2 separate regions of the Homo sapiens genome follow, and region 2 is linked to region 1. A link is a loop called in an ENCODE intact Hi-C map of the cell type or tissue named here. Cell type or tissue: K562. All regions are shown on one strand. Each heading gives the region's core, and the rest is flanking DNA. Links, peaks and the distances in the headings are about the cores only.

Region 1 (10,300 bases), core at 879-8,878:
TTTTGGGAGCCCAGCAGCCCAGGCAGAGACTGGTTGACATAGGTATAGCATAGCCTGGTGGCTAAAAGCAAGGGGTGGCAAGCTGGGCTGCCTGAGTTTGAGTCCCAGTTTTGCCACTTACTAGCCAGCCATGTGGCTTTTTAGCAAGCTACTTACATTCCCCATGCCCCATTTTCCTCATCTATGAAATGGGGATGATGACAGGGATTTTGCTGATACAAGCTGACTAGCCGGGGAGCCAAGTACTGCCTACTGATTGTTTTCATAAATCAAGTTTTATTGATTTATGAAAACCACAGCCACACTCATTCATTGTTATTTTCTGTGGCAGCCTACAGGCCACAATTGCAGAGTTGAGTTGTTGCAACAGAGACTGCACAGTCCATGAAGCTGCCCTTCCGTAAAGGTAACCATCTGGCCCTTTATGGAAAAAGTTTGCTGACCCCTGGACTGGACTAAAAGTAAAGACACATCTATGATTAGGATCTGCCTTTTGCCATCACCATTTTCCTCCTCTCCTAAGATTTTGTCTCTGAGAAACATCCCAGAGAGCCTGTAAAAAAAAAAATCAAACAACATAATTTAGCATATTAGAAAATATGCAAATGCTAGCATGAAATAGAAGTGGTTATCTGCAAATGGCCTGTTCACCTGGGTTACCGATAAACTAAAGAAGTAGAAATGAACATTGTCAAACCCAGGGCTGGGCTAACACCATCTAAAAAATCAAATGTCACTTACATCTTGTTTCCAGTGGAAAGAACCTTTCCAGTGGTTAGCATAGAGGGGACATACTGGAAGTCCTCAAGGGCAAAAACGTCAGAGCAAAAGGTCAATTTCATTTCTGTGTAGTCCCAGTTGAATTGTGGACTTTTCTAATGGCCATCAATTTAATTCTCAGTTCTAAGCTTCTCTCGAGTCTTGGATGGGAGGAAGAAGGTAAGATGGCCTGCACAAATCTCAGGGTTGCAAAAACTGGAAACACTGGCATGAATTAGAAATTTCTTAATGACAGGGCCAGCAGCTGATGGTTCTACTTGTCTTTCTCTAATTAAATTTAGTTCACTGAAATTAGAACGACCTCCGGAGATAGATTAGACCTTGAAGATACTGCTCACATTTATAGATGGTCCGCTCTCTGCTAGTTACTGTTCTAAGCCTTTTATTTATATTATCTCATTTAATTCTTACAACAACCTAAGGACTATGTTACCATCATTATTCCCATATTTCAGATGAAGAAACTGAGGCACAGAACTTAAGTAACTTGCCAAGAGCACACACCAATTAAGTGGCAGAGTTAGGATTTGAAGCCAGGCTTTAGGTTCTAGAATTTAGACTCATAACCACTATATGTATTTCATAACATTTCATGATAAACCAATCCAAACCTCTAACTTTACAAATGAGCAAAGCAGCTGCAGTGGCATAATGGGATCTGGGACATCAGGGTCATGTTCCCCTCTTTCCACCACCAAGCCCTTTCATTATGAGACATACCCTTATAATAATGAAAGCCAGACAGTGTTTAAAAATTCAGAGGCTTAAAGTTTCCTCTTTTGTAAAAGACAGCACAAGCACATCCGATGTATTATTAGCCTTATTTAATATCCAAACTGTTCCCCTAAACCCATATTTATCACAGCCACAGCAACTAAAATGTTGCACCCATATTCAAGAAGTTAAGAGGGAAAGATAAACCACTTTACCCTTTCAGACTTCAAAACAGCCTGTGCCCGAATCTTTTACAGAAATTAGCTCAATTATGCTGTTCTGTTAATCATGACACAATCCTTTCCTGCTTGAGTTTGCTCATTTCAAGCTGCCACATCATTAATCTAAAAATAAGGTTCTCATAAATCCATATTGACACAGACAGTTTTTAGCTGTCACACATCTCAGACACTGATCATTCCAGTTTTCTTCCTAAATCACAAGATGGATGTGAAAGAATCACAAAACTTTATCACAATTATTTTCTGAAAAAGTAGTGTAAGTATAGATATTTATATTGCTTACCCATAAATTATAATCAGCCGCGTCTTTGCTGTCCTCTCTAATCTAACTGAACTAAGCTTGCAGTAGGAAGTTGAGTCTGTTTTAAAAAAATTATTTTTTTGGTAAAAAATGCATCCTGAAATGGCAGATCATATTGAATGTCTGAGAAATGGCCCAGCTGGCATAGCTGTGACTCCCACGATACCTTTTGTTGCCAGAGACCTCCGCTACTGTGAATCTTGGGACCAAAAATATGCAATCTTTTCATCGGATCATTGAGAAGTTCCTGTCCTTTCAGAACAGAGGCAGGCTGTGTCCCTGAGTAAGTGCACAAATGAGTGAGTGCGTGTGTTTGTATGCGTGTGTGCCTGTGTGTGTGTGTGTGTGTGTGTGTGTGTGTGTGTGTGTGAGAGAGAGAGAGAGAGAGAGAGGGTGAGAGAGAGAGAGAGTTGGGGAGGAGGAAAGAGGGGAGGGAAGGGACAAAAAGAATGAGAGTATTTTGAAGAAATATACTCGAGTTAGAAAAGGATTCCTCTAAAAAAAATCCTCTTTTCCACAGGGATCTACAAACGGTAATTGGATTGTAACTGTGCAAACTGTCCTTATTAGGAATCAACCAAAGAATGTTGGAAGCCACTGGTGAAACCCCTGAGAGCAAGATAAAGCACATAGGATGCCTTCTTTGTTTAGGACAAATTCTCAGTTCTTAAATTATATTTTAAAACTACTGACTCCATTTTTCTAACACTAGCCACACACACTAAAAAGCAAAAGTTTTCATTCTCTTTCACACTGAAGCATAACACATGCTCTGTATTTTATCCTCTTTGTGGGACAGCAGTCCTTGAGAAGTTGTTCATTTCCTGAACAGAGGGTGTGGAGGTCAGAGTGAATATACCCACATGGCCATATCTAAGAGGGTTCAGGTTGGGGTGGGGGTTGGGGGTGGCATCCATGAAGAGCAGAGAGAAAAGGGAAGATTAATTCCAATCGCGAATTACCTTGATCTCCATGCATTCCACATGGCACTGAACCAAATACAACTCGAAAAGACATCTTTGTTTCCCAGTCAATAGGAAGTTATAGTTCTCTCATGGGTCTCAAGTGAATTCCAACAAAAGAATCACTGTGATTATAATTTACAAACCGGGAAATGATTTCATGGAAGATCTTACTGATTCAAAATTAAGGACTCGGTATGCTTTTACTAGGATTCTGTGAAACTAATCATGTAAGCCACACATAGCCTCTGCTGCTGCTGCTGCTAAGGAAGGAATTTTAAAGCAGTAAAATATTCCAGGTGGTTTTCTTTACTAGAATGATTAAACTTAAACAGAGATTCAGAGTAAAATCTACCTGTTACTGCACATACCTCCACCACCACTATCCTAAAAACTGATGTTGAAAATACGCATTATTCCAGTAGACAGTCAACATGGCTCATACTGGATACTCATCAATGGAAGTTACATCCTCATTTAAAGATATCTAATATCTTAATATCAATATATCTAATATCTTAATATATTATTTCACATGAAATTGATAAATATGTAATTCATTTTTTATTATTAGGCAAATGATCCTTTAGTTTATAAATAGATGACAGCAACATGTAGTTCTGACTGAGCACTTACTAAGTGTCAGGCATTGTTTTAGGCATTTTATGGGCACTGACTTATCTAACCATCAAAATAATTCTTAGCAGTAGGTTACATTATTATCCTCATATTACAGATGAGGAAACAGAAGCGCAGAGGAGTTAAGTGACTTGCTCAAAGATTCACAGCTCATAAGTAATGCGGCTGTCATCCCAACCACTATGAGCTTACAAATTAACTGGAAGACAAAACCACAGTTCAGAGTCAGTACTAGTAGGAGCCATGTTATAAGTATCTAATAAGGAAGAGACAGTGATGAAATAAGAATGTTTACCTAACACTAGAGTGGTCTGTTAAATCAATTATTTGATGGAGACATACACTGTCAGGTCAATAAATGTTTCGTAAGAAGGTGACTAAGTGAATAATCTCAAATAATCCCGAGAGACAACATCTTGTGAAATTCCTAGTCTGTTTTAAGAGTGGAAGCAAGGCAGGCCTTAAGAGGAAGTGCAGAAATAATGGAGAAGGTGTGTATATTTGGTATTCTTTGGAAAATGCATTCAAACCAGAAAAACAAAACATAAAGATAAGGAATCCTTTTTAAGATTTAAATAACAACTCTTTAAGTAAAACCAATAAGAGACCAAAGAGTCACTGAAAGAGCCTTGGAAATAAATATCAGGAAGCAACTAAAAGGTTCCATCTGTGGAAGAGTTTCGCTAATCACAAAAAGTGCTGAGAGCACAATGGTCATTTTTTTCCCATTTAACCCTCCATATCTAAGCATACCAAGAAACAATTTATAGCCTAAGAATCTATGCCATTAAGCATTCATTCCACCTTCTTCTTGGCTCTTATTCTGGATTATTTCTGTTTATATCACTGGTGATATTTTGCACATTTAAGGCAAAAATATCATAGAATCACTGTCAAACTTTTTGAGTGAATACATTTCTGATTACAGTACTCTTTTGCCTAAAACCCTTTGATGTCTCCTCCTTAGCTCCAGGACAAAGTCCAAATTCCTTAGCCTGGTATCCAGTGCGGTGTGCTTTTACTTAGATGGAATAAAATCAAATAGCCACTACATAATAGTGAATGATAACAGTAGAAGTTTACTGAGCATGTATTAGGTGCTAAGCACTTCATGTGTGCCATGTATTCACTGCCTCCAACAATTTCATTTTATAGAGGAAGTGATGGAGGCACAGAAATGGATGGCGCACAGTGAGGAAAACACTGACTGCTCATGAAGCCCGTAGCCCCTTTTTCGTGGGCATTCAGCTAGTCTACATTTCCCAGCCTCTCTTGCAGTTAATAGTGGTCATATGACTGGAGTCTAGCTAATGGAATGTCAGAGGAAGTGACAAGCTTCATTTCTAGCCCCAGTCCATAAAAACCTGGAGACAGCATCCAGGCAACCTGCATAGCCATGTGTGGTAGTCCCAGGAGTGGACCACATTTTTCAGTGTTCTTTGCCTAGTGTAGTCCCCTGCCCTTCAAGCCCGCCTGGCTCTATGAGTTACTTTAACCAACTGAATGTGGCAGAAGGGGATGCCAAGCCCATTCTGGACCTGAGACATAAGAAGGCATGGAAACTTCTGCTTTTGCATTCATAGGACCCTTGAGCCCCCATGACATAGGTGTAGCCACTATGTTGAAGAGACCACGTGGAGAGGCAATATAGCCAGCGTGAAAGGTTTAGTTGCCCCAATGTCTCAACCTAAATCCAGCCCACCCTACCTCCAGCTGAATGAAAGGAAGAAGCAGCCCAGGTTCAGAATCATTGCTTGGAGCACAGCTGTCCCACCAATTGTGGCCAATCTAACAGTATGAATGACAAATAGACTTATGTTGTGAAATTTGGGGATGTATCTGATATAGCAGCTGACCTCACTTTCCTGAACTTCCCATATGAACACAGATAATAAATCTAAGCAGCCTGATCTGGAGCCCTTGCGCTTGAAACTCCTCCTATACTTCTCCCCACTGAACGACATCATGACTCATTTCGTCCCTTCCTACATTCTCACTTGGAAACAGAGTAGTTGATCAACTGGATGGTAAAGTAAAAATTGCTCTTTATATATTGTTTTGCTGAGCATGTAGAAAGTCTTTAATATAAAAGAAGACAAATATATTTCTAATGACATCCTTCAGATTTTGAATAATATATAGCCAATGGTTAGAAATAGGTAATGCTTTTATCTTTCAAAATCATGACTGACTCATAAAATGGCACAGTGAAATTTCATTTAGATTATATTCATTACTGATAAACCTTCCATTGGTCCTGGTAACCTTTTTTGAGTGTAGCATAGAGTTCGCATGTAAGGTCTTAATATTTTTTAAGACTATATATAAAAATGCAAATTGTGAGAGACATTTTAGTTCATCTGCTGCCTTACAGTGCTCAGTGAAAATGTGGTACCATCAGTTTAACCATCAGACTCTATCTTTGTATTGCTCAGAACTTCCAGGGGCTAGGTGATAAGCCAATGTATATTCTCTCATTGCTGCCATTTGCTTCCTTAACTGTAGCTGTCCGTCCTTTCCCCATTCCTAGCACCCTGACCTTGGTCTAATTGCTAGCGTCCTTCTGATGCTACTGTGACCTATTTGCACGGAGAGAATGTTTTGGATCCTTCAGATCTAAACTCTACCATCAAAGCAAATCTAGTAACTGGAAAGCTATTTAAGACCATGAATCTGAAACAGTCAAAACCACAATAAAGAACAACTAAAATTTACTGAGTACTTATTGTCTCCATGAATACGCTATCCTCTAGGAGGCAGGCACTAGAATTATCTCTATTTTGCAGATAAGAAAGTTGAAACAAAGAGAGCGTAAAGCGTAAAGAGCTTGCCAGAAGTCACACAACTGGCAAGTAAAGAGTTGGCACTCAAACCCAGGCAGTCTGTTTTCAAATGCAATAATTTTAACCCCTAGGCAATATCACAGCATGCCAGCAACCTTTTCTTTATTCACTTCCTTGGAAGACCTATAAACAAAGTAAGTATGACACAGAGCATCCAACAGAGACTGGAAGGCCTCTCTGCAACTGGGAGAATTTTGGTAAATACATAGATGACAGCTCAGGGCTCAAAGCCCTGTGGAATTGAGACACAGAAATATGCAGAAACAGAGGCAGGGCACCAGGATGAAACAGAGAAAAGAAAGCCAATAGATGGGGCAATGACCTCCAGGAATAAGGAGAGGGACAGGTATTTCATTTAAAGAAAAAAGGAACAGCCATGTTAGAAAACCTCCTGGATGCCAGATCCTTTACAAGTAGAACTAGCCACTCTCAGTTTTAGGTAGGGGTGTAACACCATGAAAGAGATGTTTTAGGAAAGATGAATGAGGCCGAGTGGTGCAGAACTGATAGGAAGGGGATAAAGAGAGGAAGCAAACTGAGTCTACAATGTAACCGGTAAACGGAGGCTCTACCTGTGGAATGAACTGATAAGAAGCGAGTCTAGGCAGCAATAAAACAAGCTGACTCTAGGAATTCTTTCTTTATGAGAGTCCCTCTCTTTTTCCAATAAATATGGATCCCCAGAAAATTAAGCCCAAGATTATAGCTGGAGAAATACCTTTGAGTACAGAGTGTGAAATTTGCATCTCATTTTAGGTGCCCAGGAGGGTTGACCTAGAGAAAAGCATTTTATCTTGATTCTTATGGAGAAATCTGTATATCGCTGGTTCTACCACACTGCAGAGAATGGTACTTATTTTGTAGCTGCTCCTTCTACTCATGTAGTGAGGAACGCTGAGTTATAAGGTTGGATGCTTCAGGTTTCTTGAAATAAGAAGGAAACTCAGATAAGAGGGCACTCATTCTAGGTAAGATGTCATGTGAACTCTTTGTAGGGCAGGTCATTTATTCTGTTATGGGTATATTCACTGCTCATTAAACATGGAATGGATTTCAGAGCAAGATTACCTAAAAGATACAGGGATGCTGAAGTACTGTCACCTCAAACTGAAGAACCCAATCCCAAGTCAGATATTTACAAATCAGCAGGATATAAAACAAGCCTTAAGGATAGAAGAATATCGTATTTAGGAGCTTGAAAACTCTTAGGCCAAACAAACTAGGCAAAATAAAAAATGCCAAAGTGAATTCCTTTCCACTTTCTCATTTCAATGCTATATTTGGTGACATTGTGTTTCATCAATTGCACTTTGGCACTTTGCAAAAGTCTCTTCTCAGTGGGGTTCTTCTCTAATGAGAAAGGAAAACAATTTCCTCAAAATTACATGCGACTTCATAAACATATTAAGTTAATAAATTAATTTTGGATATCATCAAATATATAGACGTTGCTTCTAATCTGTTGCCTAAAATGTGAGCTGTGGACAATGAGCCTCTCGGTTTTACTGTAAGATAATTTATCCTATTAAACTCTTTTAATAAGTAATTCAAAATCTACATGAATTGTTGTACCACTTCATTCTAAGTGGGGAAAAGCAAGTTATTCATTTTTAGTTGCAGTCTGGTAGTTAACTCATCTAAATCTTGTAGAGTAAATGAGCAAGCAAGCTGCTTTAAATAAAAATATATGCGGCTACATTTCTAGGCTGCAGAAAAAGTCTAGCATTAATGATATTTTCAGAATCATCTTCCAAAGCAAAATGACCTCAGATACAAGTGGTGATACATTTTAGAACAAATGTATTCTCCAAGGACCAACAGTTCTCTAAGTTCATTGCACATTATAATTACTTGCTGTAGTTTTCAAAAATTTTTATGACCATGTCCCTCTCCCCAAGAACAGCATGGTCCAATAGACTTTTCTATAACAATGGACATTTTTGTTAACAGTACTAATTGCTAAGGTGGCTACTAGCCACCCGTGGCTAATGAGCACTTGAGATATGGCCAGAGAAACTGAATATTGAATTGGTAATTGTATTTAATGTTAATTGATTCAAATTTAAATTACCACAGGTGGATAGTGGCTACTGTATTGGACAGCACAGGTATAGACCAAGTCAATTAGACTGTCTGGGGTTGGGGCTCAGACAATGATATATTTATAAAGCTTTCCCCAAAATTCTAAGGTGCAGTCCAGGTTGAGAACCATTGTAATGGCCAGAGCTTAATGAAACTATCAGGGAAGACAAATTCCTTGAACTTTTTCCAGGATCCATAACTTTTCTCCAAATTCCACTAAGAATTTGTCATGTACCTTTGCTTCCCTCCCTCCTGCCTCCACTCCTCATTTCTTGCACCCTTCCACATACTCATGTGATGACTGCACTCTCCATATATTCCTTCATTGACTGATTCTGCCAGATTTCTCCCACACCGAGAGCATAACGTGCCCTCATCTCAAAGCTCAGATTCTTTTTTTCCTTTCTCTTCCATTGACAGCAGAAAGAAAACTTAACAATGCTACCAATTAAGAGATTAAGTCTCCAAGCACATACATCCATAATTTAAAATTGTTTTTCACGTGCACAGGCTTGATCCAGATGTCACTTTCCATGAGCTCTGCCATAGATGTGATGGGGAATATTTTGAACAGTAGCACAGTTAAGCAGCTTTCATCTTATCTGTTCATTTTGCCACTGTTTCATTCAAATGGGATGCAGTGTTATAGCACAGTGGTTACAGGGAGGACTCTCCTTCTGGCTGCCTGTGTTTGAATTCAAGTTCAGCATATAACTAGCCATGTGAGTATCCAACGCTTTTAAGCCTCAATTACCTGCTCTGTAAAGTGGAGATAAAATAGTCCTGTAGGGAGGAGAGAGCTATGCATGTAACACTTATGATAAATGAACGTGTCACATGCGCTGATAGACCCAGGTTTTGATTGCTTTTTCCCTACACCCCTCCCCAAACCTCACCCTTTTTTTTTGGTAAATAAAGCAAATAGCGGGGCCAACTTTTGAAGGAGAAAGTCATGAAATCCCTAAAAGCATGTTCCAAGTATTTGATAAATTAACGTGGCAATATGAAGACCATTTTGAAAACAGTTACAAAAAAATCAATTATATGGTAATCTGATTTTTAAAAATTATTAAAAATTTTTATTTTAATGAGTCATTTTTCTTGACTTCCATGCCACCAGTTAATATTAATAGGATGGACAAGGAAGGGTATGCTGTAAACATAGCTACATTTTATTTCATTTGTAAAAAAAAAAAACCAGTAGACTCAGAATTCCAGAATTCAGTGATATGAACATAAAGAACATGATGTCCAATGTTCAAGTACATAATCGCTTTGTTGACCTTTTGGTAATTTTAACTGTTGTACCCTAACAACATGTTCCCATGTCATTTTCACTCATGGGCATTACTGATTTGTGCACGTTCACATTTTCTACACAGAGTTTTGCTGCTTCTTTCTTGTTAAGTATCCATCTATGGGTAGATTTTTTTTTTAACCTCAGAAACTACAAAATTACAACCCATTAGCAACATAAAAATTTGTAGTCACCACAACTACTAATTAGTGGTGCACAGTAAGGATTATTCATCAGTGACTCACAGCACAGATAAAATAAGCTGAGAGCTATGTCCTGGATCTAAATCCAAAAGATTTAGATATGTGGGGAATGACTATCATCTCTTGTACATATAGTGTGTACCCATTATTATTCCAGTCCCTTATGGTGTACTCATGGTTTTAATCATTAAACAATCTTAAAATGTGAGGTTTATTAATATGCCCATTTTATAGATG
Region 2 (10,300 bases), core at 987-8,986, 100 kb after region 1:
CAGCATGTGGCCCAATTCCCGCCTATGAAATATGAAGCTTCCGGGAAAGTCTCCTGCTATGAAAGAGAAACAAAAAGAGATAAACTGTACTTCTCCCTCTGATCAGTGTCACATCTCAATGTGATGTCTGAAACTGATGCAGCCATCTTGGTACCAGCCTGAGAGCAAAGCCAACAATACACAGAGCAGGACAGAGCCTGCAGAGAGAAGGACCCAACATCCTGACATTCTGTATGGTACCCAGATCGTAGGCCATGCTGGACTTCTTGTCATCTTAGATGGAAATTTCATTACTGTTTATTTCCAATGGAGGGGGAGTCTTCTGTTACTTGCAGACAAATGTCTTCAAATTCATTCGACCTATCCAGTAGGCCTTACAAATTTAAAGACAGTCATTTCTCCCTCTTGGTTTGTATTTTCACAAGCTAAAAATTCTAGAGACATAGAAGATCAATCAATTCTTATTTTAATCACTATTATCAAAATATATCTTGATTAATGCCTTAGCAATATTAAGTAACGTATATGCCTATAGTGATGTGTTATTGTCATGTAGACCAAAATAGAAAAGCAGAACAAAAAGATAAAATTCATTAAATACGTCATATTCACGTTCATTAAAAAATAATTGTTCATTTATCTTTTGGCTTATTGTTTTATAAAATGAATGCAGAAAACCATAAAATAATTCAGGTATTGGGGTTCCAATTCCTGGCCTTACCACTTGCATTGTGATCTAAGGAAAGCAATTTCATCTGTGAGAGCCATAGTTTTTTATACATTAAAAAATGGGAGAGGAATACCACTGGTTTTAGTCAGCCTTGGCTGCCAAAACAAAATATCATTTGCTTTTCACAGTTCTGGAGGCTGGACATCTGAGATCATGGTGCCAGCAGAGTTCAGTTCTGATGAGGGATCTCCTCCTGGCTTGCAGACAGCCACCTTCTCACTGTGTTCTCACATGGCAGGGAAAGAGCAAGGTCTGGTCTCTTCCTCTTCTTATAAGGGCACTAATCCCATCATGGGAGCCCCACTCTCATGAATTCAGCTAAACCTAATCACTCCCCAAAGGCCCTACCTGCAAATAGCATCACACTGGCTGTAGGGCTAGGCTTCAACATAGGAATTTTGGTGGGACGCAAACATTCAGTCCATAAAACCATCTCTTCTTAAGAATGTGTGAAGGTTGAAGAAATGTGTAAGTGGCATAATGGCAGTTATATAGTACTCATTAACTGGCAACTATGACATCATGGGCAGCCAGTGAGGATACAAAGACAAAGTTAGTAGATCTGATTCAATATTTCATTCATTCGTTTATACATACATACATTCAGATTCCACCTAGTTCCAGAAGGCATTGAAAGCAGAAGGAAAGCAAATATAAAAATTATTGCAATGTTTTAAGTTATAGAATAAATTGTATCTATCAAGAAATTATGGGTAGATAGAGAGATAGCAGAAACCAAGAGACATCAGATGTCATGAAGGAGCAGAAGCCATGAGGGAAAGAGAAGAAAAGTCAACGAAAGGTATTTGAGAGTAGACTAGAGCGACGTGGGTAAGTGAGGGAGGTGGGGAGAAAGAGAGAAAGCTAGTTAGCATCAAGTCTACAGCCTGGTAAATGTCGAATGTTACTAGAGTCATACTTTGCACAGGGATGAGTTTCCTTTGAGTCTTGCATGGGGTGGTGTTCAGTTTTCACAAGGGCTAAGATGTTTTTCCCCTTTTAAGTTCTTTCCTGTGTAACTTTACAATGGATATCTCCTACCTGAAATAACCAAGTGTGTCTCTGTTCCTTGCAACATGGAAGAACATAAAACAAAGTAGTAGCCTAAGCCACAGAATTGATAAAAGGGTGAAAGAAATGTGTCTACAGTGAGAGGAGAAGAGGCCTAAGATGGAAGTATGTTTAAGGAGCAGGTGAGGAATAACATGCCTTCAAAGGAGAGCAAGACATATTACTCCCAGAGGTAGGAGGAGAAATAATAGAGTTATGGAAAAGGGAAGAAAAGACGTTGTCAGGAAAAAACAGCTGGATTCAGAGGTTCCAGAGGTAACATGCAATAAGGACTCACTCTCCTGAATTCGCAGCAAAGTTGCCTATAACCCTGAAGACAGAAGACTCAAAGGAATGATGGGGTAGAAGCCAGATAGCAGAGAGTTCAGGAGTAGATAGATGAGCATGTGAACTAGCTTTGAGTGTAAACTATTCTTATGAGAGATTTAGTTGCAAAAAAGAGATGGCTTTCAGAAGAGGTTTGCTCAAGGAAGGGTTTTGACATGACAAGATGACTGAGAGTGTAGAAGTTGAAGCTGGGGAAGAGTTAACATGATGCTATCTGGAGTGACCCTGATGAAGCAGAACTGCATGGGATTTGGACAGGATGACAGATGCCTTTGCCTCTGAGATGGGAGGAAATGGGGCCTGTGCTGCCCATACTTGAATTTCATTTGTGATGAATCTTTGACTACAAGGACAAATTGACCCAGTACTTTCATGTGGAACTAGCTATAACAAAGGATATTTAAAGTTTTAAGTGAGCTTGTTTTAACCTCACAAAGTATTATATATAAATAATATGGTCATTTAAAATTTCCCAATTATTGTTATTTGTTCTGGATCTTAAGCTCATATCATAAGAACATTGATGGGGCTAAGTTTCTGGAAGTGACAGATCTTGTGCTTGTGGCTGGCTAATGAATCACCCAGGAAGTTTGAGAGACCAGGATGTTACCTCCAGATTGTGGGACTTCCAGGCTTCCGCCCTATCAGGCAGGCACATCTGCTTCTCCAGATGAAGGAAACAAAACCAGAATAGAAGAGTCAGTTGGCAAAGCAACAAGGTCAATTCTTGCCCTCTCCTTCCTGGTTTCCTGCACTGACCTGGAACTATCTACGTGAACTGCCTTCAACCAATTCTGCACTCTGCAAAAAGAATTAAAGCAGGAAGGACTACACTGTTCTCCTCTTTCAGCATCCCTGAAATGCCGTCTGACTCATTTACTAAACCCACAAGTTTTGACTGATCTATACTGTGCATTAGACTCTGTCCTAGGCACTGGAGAAAGCATGGTGATCGTAAAATAGTTTTCCTATGTAGCACAGATTGCCGTGGGTCTTGCATGAGGACTAATTGTTAATAAGGATTCTTGTTGTTTATCTAAACGGATGCATCTGTAAATCTTGCTTGAGCATATTGCATTACTGTTTACAAAAGGGTAAGGTTGCTGTTTATTTTTCGGCATGGAAGATGCACACATTGTACTTTTCATTTACAAGATACAGCTCAGGGTGAACAAAGCCCTAGGATAAATACTCTTTTCTAAAACACACAAAAGATGATAAACTCCAAAGCTTACATGTGTTCTAATTTTCATTATGGCCCATTTGGCCCAGGGTTCCATATCTGTCAGAAGATCCCCGTGACATATTAGGGAGGGCATGGTTTTGGCTATCATCTAAAATAGCATTCTTATTCCTCCTCCAATTCTAACTTCCCAACCTGCCTTAATTATCACATTTGGATTCATCTTCCATGAATTAAAATATTAGACTATATCACTTCTTAAGATACAGGATAGAAATAGAACCAGGATGCTTGCAATTTATGACTTCCATGAAGTTAACTCTAATTTTATGTTTCCTAATATTGCTGTTGTCAAGCTTAAAGGGTATTACCTAGTCCTGTTAAGTTCTATTGTGTCTTGTCCATCTCATATCTCTGTAGCTTATAAAGTACCTGACAAAGAAGGAAAGAGCTTGATAAATATTTGTGGAATAAAATAATTTAATCAATAACTAATTGTCACCCTTTTAAATTTGTAGACTTTAAATTTCCTGTCTCTCTGGTTTCATGTTTTACAGTCTAAAAAATCCTGATATTTTGGTAGATTCTCACCAAGTAAGACTTAGGTGCCCATATGTCCCAGTTTGCTTAGTGCAGTTCCAGTTCATGCCTAATGTGCCAGGGTAATTATTCCTAGTGATCTTTTCCCTTTCAAAAGTATCCCAGTTTGAATGACCCTCTAATCACTATTCTCCCGGGTCCCTTGAGCCCCTCTGTAAAATTCTACATGTGCATTTCAGAAGCTGGAGAAAGCTTTCTTTTTACAGGACATTGTGGTAGGTTTTTTGTTTGTTTGTTTGTTTGTTTGTTTTTTTGCCTACTCCCCTTCCTGATGATAAAGTATCTCTACGGACTTTCAGACTACTGGGCAGGGGTTGTCTAGGAAAAGCCTAGGGCCATGCTTTTCAAATTTTAGTGTGCTTTAATGTATCACTGGGGGCTTCTGTGAAAATGTAGATCCTATTCAGCAGGTCTGGAATGGGGCTCCTGATACTGTTGGGCTGAGGACAGCACTTTGAGTAACAAGGGTCTCCAAGTTTTCCTAGTTAGCCATGACTTAGAGCCCAGCTATTATGACATAACATTGCTTAGTGCTCAACAGGATACTCTTTAGAAGCCACAGAGCTGAGGTCAAACCTTGCCCTCATCACTCATACCTTTGTGACCTTACACAATGTATTGATCCCTCTAAAACTCAGTTTTCTTATATATGAGATACAAAGAATAACAATTATCTCAGAGGAATGATGTGAAGATTAAATGAAATAATAAATATAAAACAGTACTATCTTCCCTCATTGTAAATGTTCAAAACTGGTGGTAGCTGAAATTGTCATCATCACAGTTATCAAGTGTAGTTTGAATTCCTCCCCCGTTTTCTCTGCCCAGTTCTTCCCTGCCATTTCCCCCGTTTTACTCAAAGCTTAACATCAGAAGTTACTTGTTTAGATAAATATCAAAGGGTAATGAGCAGAGATATATTTTGGATAGTGCCTTAAAAATGGACACTGGGATATGCTAAACTATCAAGTTGTCAGTACATGCAGGAATTACAATCAAGGTTTGGACAGATCTACAGGAAGGGCCAAAAGTTGGCAATTAATGCCAATTCATAGATGCTTAATTATCACTTGACTGGATTAAATTCCCTGGGCTGAGGCTGCCTCCTTTAGTTAGCATGCGTCAATAGCAGCAGTCAGAAGCAATTCAATTGTATATACTCTTCTAAAACCCAGAATTACCAGAAGAAAGAGAATGAATATTAGAAAAATAGAAAAGTTTAATAGACCAACTCATCAACCTAGACCTTGTTTTAAACTTTGCCTTCTCTTTTTCCTAATTGGGTATCAGGTAGCAGAATTCCAAGTATTCCAGTTTCACTTACTTTATTTTAGCCTTTCAAAAGTCACATAATCTAAACCTTCGTTTTAACTCATGGAAAGTGATAGGACTGAAACAGCATTTTGTAAATAACAACTTACTATTTAAACCTATAGCGTCAACATCATTGTTGCAGTCATCAAAATTGTTATTCTCTTCCTCATCTTCAAGGTCCCTTCTGGCTATAAACATTTCTCTTTCCTCTGATGTCAGTCCTAATGTAGGACCCATGTTCTTTCTCTCTGGGTAGAGTCACCAGTGAAAGAATAAAAGTGATATCAGAAACTTGGATAATTTTCTTACTAGAAAATCTCTACTTAGTCATTGTAAAACTGGATGTTGAGTTTGAAGTGACAATGTGCTATAGGTTTACCTCCTACAATTCAAAGCTCACTATAGACTATAATTTTCCATTGATTAATTCATTGACTTATTCATTGTACACTTGCTTAGACCATAGTACCTATGGCATGAAGAACATAATAAAATGTCTCTCCCTAGTGAGAACTCACAGAACTACCAGGGCATGCTTCCTGAGGCCCATCACACTCTACAGGTCAATCATGATTCCATCTTGAGTTAACTATTCTTGACACTTACATGGCAGGTCATTTTCAAAGTATGCTTACAAACAACAACAACAACAACAACAACAACAACATGTTCTTAACAAAGATTGGCCCAACTATCACAATGACTGGAGGGCCTACTTATAGAAATAGTAGGAATAACTAATTTATATTTTCCACCAGGGTTGCACTGAGCACTGATAGGTCTCACTTGATGGATAATTCTCAAAATCCCTTAAGAAGATTTCCATGCAGAAAGAAGAGAAATCACCAGCATATTTTCATTATCTGACTGGAGGGATGGCTATTTCCTAGAGAACAGCAACCAGGATATGTGCAACATTAAAATTAACATGGTCCCTTAAGTGTTTCCCTCACCAGATTGGTTCTACAAGCACACAGCTATTTATCCTCTAAGCAAGGGTCAGCAAACTATAATCCATGGACCAAATCCAGCCCATCACCTGTTATTGTAAATAAAGTTTTATTGGAACCAGCCATGCACATTCATTTGTGTATTGTCTATGACTGTTTTTGTACTCAAATGGCAGAGTTGTGACTGAGATCTTATGGTCAGAAAAGCCTAAAATATTTACTATCTGGTCTTAACTAAAAGACCATGCTACTTTACCAAAAACAACAACAACAAAACCATTAAGCTTGCATTGACATTTCAGTGATTTAGTTTGAAGAATTCATAGATATCTTTAATAATTTTAAATTACTATAATCCTTAATAGAGGTAATTAAAAGCTACAATGGAGAGATTTGGAATAAAAATTTCTATGCAAATATCCCTTTGGTATATGGTTAATCACTAACAAATTAATCAAATATTATTTATGAGAAAGATAATGCCTAGTTTTATATATTGGAAACTTAATGAAAAAGATAACAAGTAAACATATTCAACAGCTCTGATTTCTGCCAGTATATCATAAAATAAATACTAGTACTTGAGCTCATGCTCATATCCTAATATCTACATAATAATTAGGAATAGATGAGTTGATCCACGACTCTGCTGTAAGTACTACAGGAAATGTCTCTGTAAAAGTATATTATCATTTTAATCTAGATTTAATGTATCTCATAAGCTTTTAACAATGTATATGTGTAATCATTTGAGAATCTAGAACCCAAATGAAAAAATATATATTTAAATGGAGAAGAGGGTTATTTCTGTGTCCTGCTTTAGTTAATTTTAAGACATAAATATCTAAAGTTGATAAAACAAAAGGGGAAACAAGCCCATCTGCAGAAATAATTTTGCAGTTTATATCCAAGCTACTTTTGAAATATAGAACCTGCTTTCTCCTTTCAAAGACCCTCAAGTATTTGCTGTAGCTTTATTATTAAAATATCTAGATGTGTCATTATAATCAGATGGAAAATTCAGCAAAATTGTGTTTTCTTAGTAAATAAAGTATATACTGACTATATGTTTATATATTAACTTTTTCCCACATGAAACCAGTATTTAAAGCTAAACATTTTTCTCACTACAGATACTTCTTGACTAATGAGTCAGTGATTAAATATATACCAAGTGAATATTAATAAAGAATGGATTTTTTAAAAATCATGTTCACTTTGGGATATTGATCTCATATTCCTCATGCTATGTGAATTGTACAGAATGGTTAAGAAATTATTGTTGACTGGCACGGTGGCTCACGCCTGTAATCCCAGCACTTTGGGAGGCCGAGGAGGGTGGATTACGAGGTCAGGAGATGGAGACCATCCTGGCTAACACGGTGAAACCCTGCCTCTACTAAAAATATAGAAAATTAGCCAGGCATGGTGGCACGCGCCTGTAGTCCCAGCTACTCGGGAAGCTGAGGCAGGAGAATGGCCTGAACCTAGGAGGCGGAGCTTGCAGTGAGCCAAGATCGCGCCACTGTACTGCAGCCTGGGTGACAGAGCGAGACTCCATCTCAAAAAAAAAAAAAAAAAAAAAAAAAGAAAAGAAAAGAAACGAAATTATTGTTAACTTAATTGGGACAATGATTTACAATTCTACTGATGCTGAAAGGTTAAGGAAAGACTTTGGAAATTCAAAAGCCAACCACAATTAATATTGCTTTATTCTTTTCTTTCTTATCAGGTACAAAAAATTTGGAATGTTTATAGAATGCTTGCCATATGTAAATATTGAAATAAAAATTATTCATACAAATCCCTAACCATGAAACTAAAGATTCTAATAATTCTAAATTTTTAAATATGAATATTTTCTATTTTTTTCACACACACACACAAACACACACACACACACACACACACACATATATATATATACTTTTAAAATTAGGATGCTAAATCTCTGCCCATCTGTGTCAGCCTTTTAAAGAGCTTGTGATTCCCAATCTTCAATGCCAGGATACACAGATGTTAGTAGGTGAGACAACAGACCGACAAATTCCTGCTTGGTAAGTAAAATAAAAAGTAAAATGTAAAACAGGAGATCTTGTTTTCTCTACTTTGGGGAAAATAAATCAAAACAAAACAAAATCATCACCAGCCCTCTCAAGTTCATAAAAAAGACATTGTTTAAAAAAAAAAGAGAGAGAGAAAAAAGCAAATGATAGTAATATTTATCCTGAAGCAAGGTGGCTAAAATTTGACCCAAGTACTTCCTAACTACTGAAAATTAAATCATTGCTTTTGTGGATTTGAAAAACAGAAGGTCTGCATTTCAAGCATATAAATAACATGAAATAATTGTGTCTTCACTTTGAAAGGGCTATTTACCAAAAGAATGTGACATTCTGAGGGGCACACTTTGGGGATGAAATTTAAGCAAAGGTCACATCTCAAATTCAACCAGCCTTTTTCACCTGGGCTGCAATGGAATGGAATGATTGAACAAGTGTGAACTCCTAGGCAGGGTGGGCATAGGTGGAGTTAGTGGGTAAATTTGATTTGTTTGCTAAGGTTAGTGAAATAAATTTATCTCCTTTGGAGTGGGATTCCAGGTGCTAAAAAATAAAACATGGTGTTTGTAGCCACATTTCTTTCCTTCATTTTCAAAATTTATCCAAATGAGATTAAGTTGATTGGTACTCTACAGAGATAGCAGCCACCTACCATTCTGATTAATATTTCAGTGAGGAGGCAATGTCTTATTATTGAGACCAAGCAATTATCAGCCTTTTGACTATATAACATAAAATAAAATAATCAAGACCAATATCCCATGGAAATTATCTGAAGATACAAACACAAGCCTGAGGAGACATCCCTATAGCTAAGCCTGTTGAGGTAAAGGACTGGAGTTTGAAGGGGCTCTTCCTCCTTCACAGAAGCACTATGGCCTAGCTACCCTCTCCGTGGTAGTAATATGGAGTGGGCCCAAGAGAGAGCAGCTTTAAAATTCAAAACAAGATCCTGGAGGACTGTGGTTGACTTGGCCAGGTACTTAGGAGCCACAGTTTTGCTCGTAAAGAGGCTTTGAGTAGTCACTCCCTCTCAGGTGGGCTCTAGGGTGGAGATTCCATCTTTGTGGTCCTTGGGACATCTCAAACAACAGAGATGTGGAAGCTATAAAGAAAACCTCTGAGGAAGACTATTCACTGGGACAGGGCAGATATTACATATTTCCAGCATCACAAAATTTTCTATTGGACAATGCTGTATATCTAGGTGCTATAACATTTAAAGTGTTAGCTTTTTAAAATTTATCTGCAACCATTTCTTCTCTTAATTCCTCAGAAGTAGGCAATCTAATACCACCTCTGGAGCTACTATTTCAATGAATAATCATATGTTTGCTTAGCCATATTGGAAAATCAAATAAATCTGAAAGAGTATGTTGTCCCTGGAATGTGCTAATTTCTAGTTACTCACTGCTATGCGTAAGAAGTTAAACTAAAACCTGTTCTTCACATTAACAGACAAAAAGGGCTTTCTTTGTCTGACTATCTAAATTGACTTCCCACACAGGAACCTAAGTGATAGCAAGCCGTTAACAATGGTTGACTCATCCTTTAAATATCAGGTCTCCTTTATGTCATATTTCTGATTGTCACCTTTTGAGAAAGCTTCCCTACCATCCTACTGACTCCCCTCCATCATTCTATCCCCTTATCTTCTGTATTACCACCTGGCATATTATATACTTATTGGCTTGTCAGTCTCCCTATTCTACAGCATAATCTCTTTAAAAGAAAGTATTGTATTTTATTCACTGATGTATTCCTAATGCCTAGAACAGTATCTCTGTTTTTGTTCACTTTATATATGCTTAGTAAATACTTATAGAATGAATTTATGAATGAAACCTCCAGAAAGCAGATACAAAATTTTCTTCATATACATTCCTCTGGAGAGCAAATGTATAACTTAGATCTTATTCTGAACAGATTTGTTCTGGGGCTTAAAAAGACTAAGAACCTGAGTTTTACACACATTATGCCATTTCATTATCAGCAACATCATTCTCTGCAATGTCCATACATGAAAGTTCTGCAACTGATCAAATGCTTACTTTATTAGAAT

What was found. Hi-C counts contacts between places; a loop is a spot of excess contacts. Peaks named below come from ENCODE experiments on the same cell type or tissue, not always from the same donor. Only the 100,000 strongest peaks of a DNase experiment are listed, where the experiment ranks them.
Region 2: a loop joins it to region 1, with 2.7 times the contacts of the local background. A loop is called at or near these places in 2 of 110 quality-filtered maps.

What each region holds. Positions count from the first base shown.
Region 1 is chrX:11,263,667-11,273,966 of GRCh38, forward strand. All of the region lies in intron 1 of ARHGAP6 (Rho GTPase activating protein 6), which reads right to left. Among named protein-coding and RNA genes, the nearest start is that of AMELX, 25 kb to the right of the region's middle. In K562, for the core only: no CTCF peak of the experiment used is centred there; a DNase peak (open chromatin) is centred at 5,565.
Region 2 is chrX:11,365,033-11,375,332 of GRCh38, forward strand. The region is part of intron 1 of ARHGAP6 (Rho GTPase activating protein 6); the gene reads right to left. Among named protein-coding and RNA genes, the nearest start is that of MIR548AX, 51 kb to the left of the region's middle. In K562, for the core only: a CTCF peak has its summit at 5,001; a DNase peak (open chromatin) is centred at 2,749.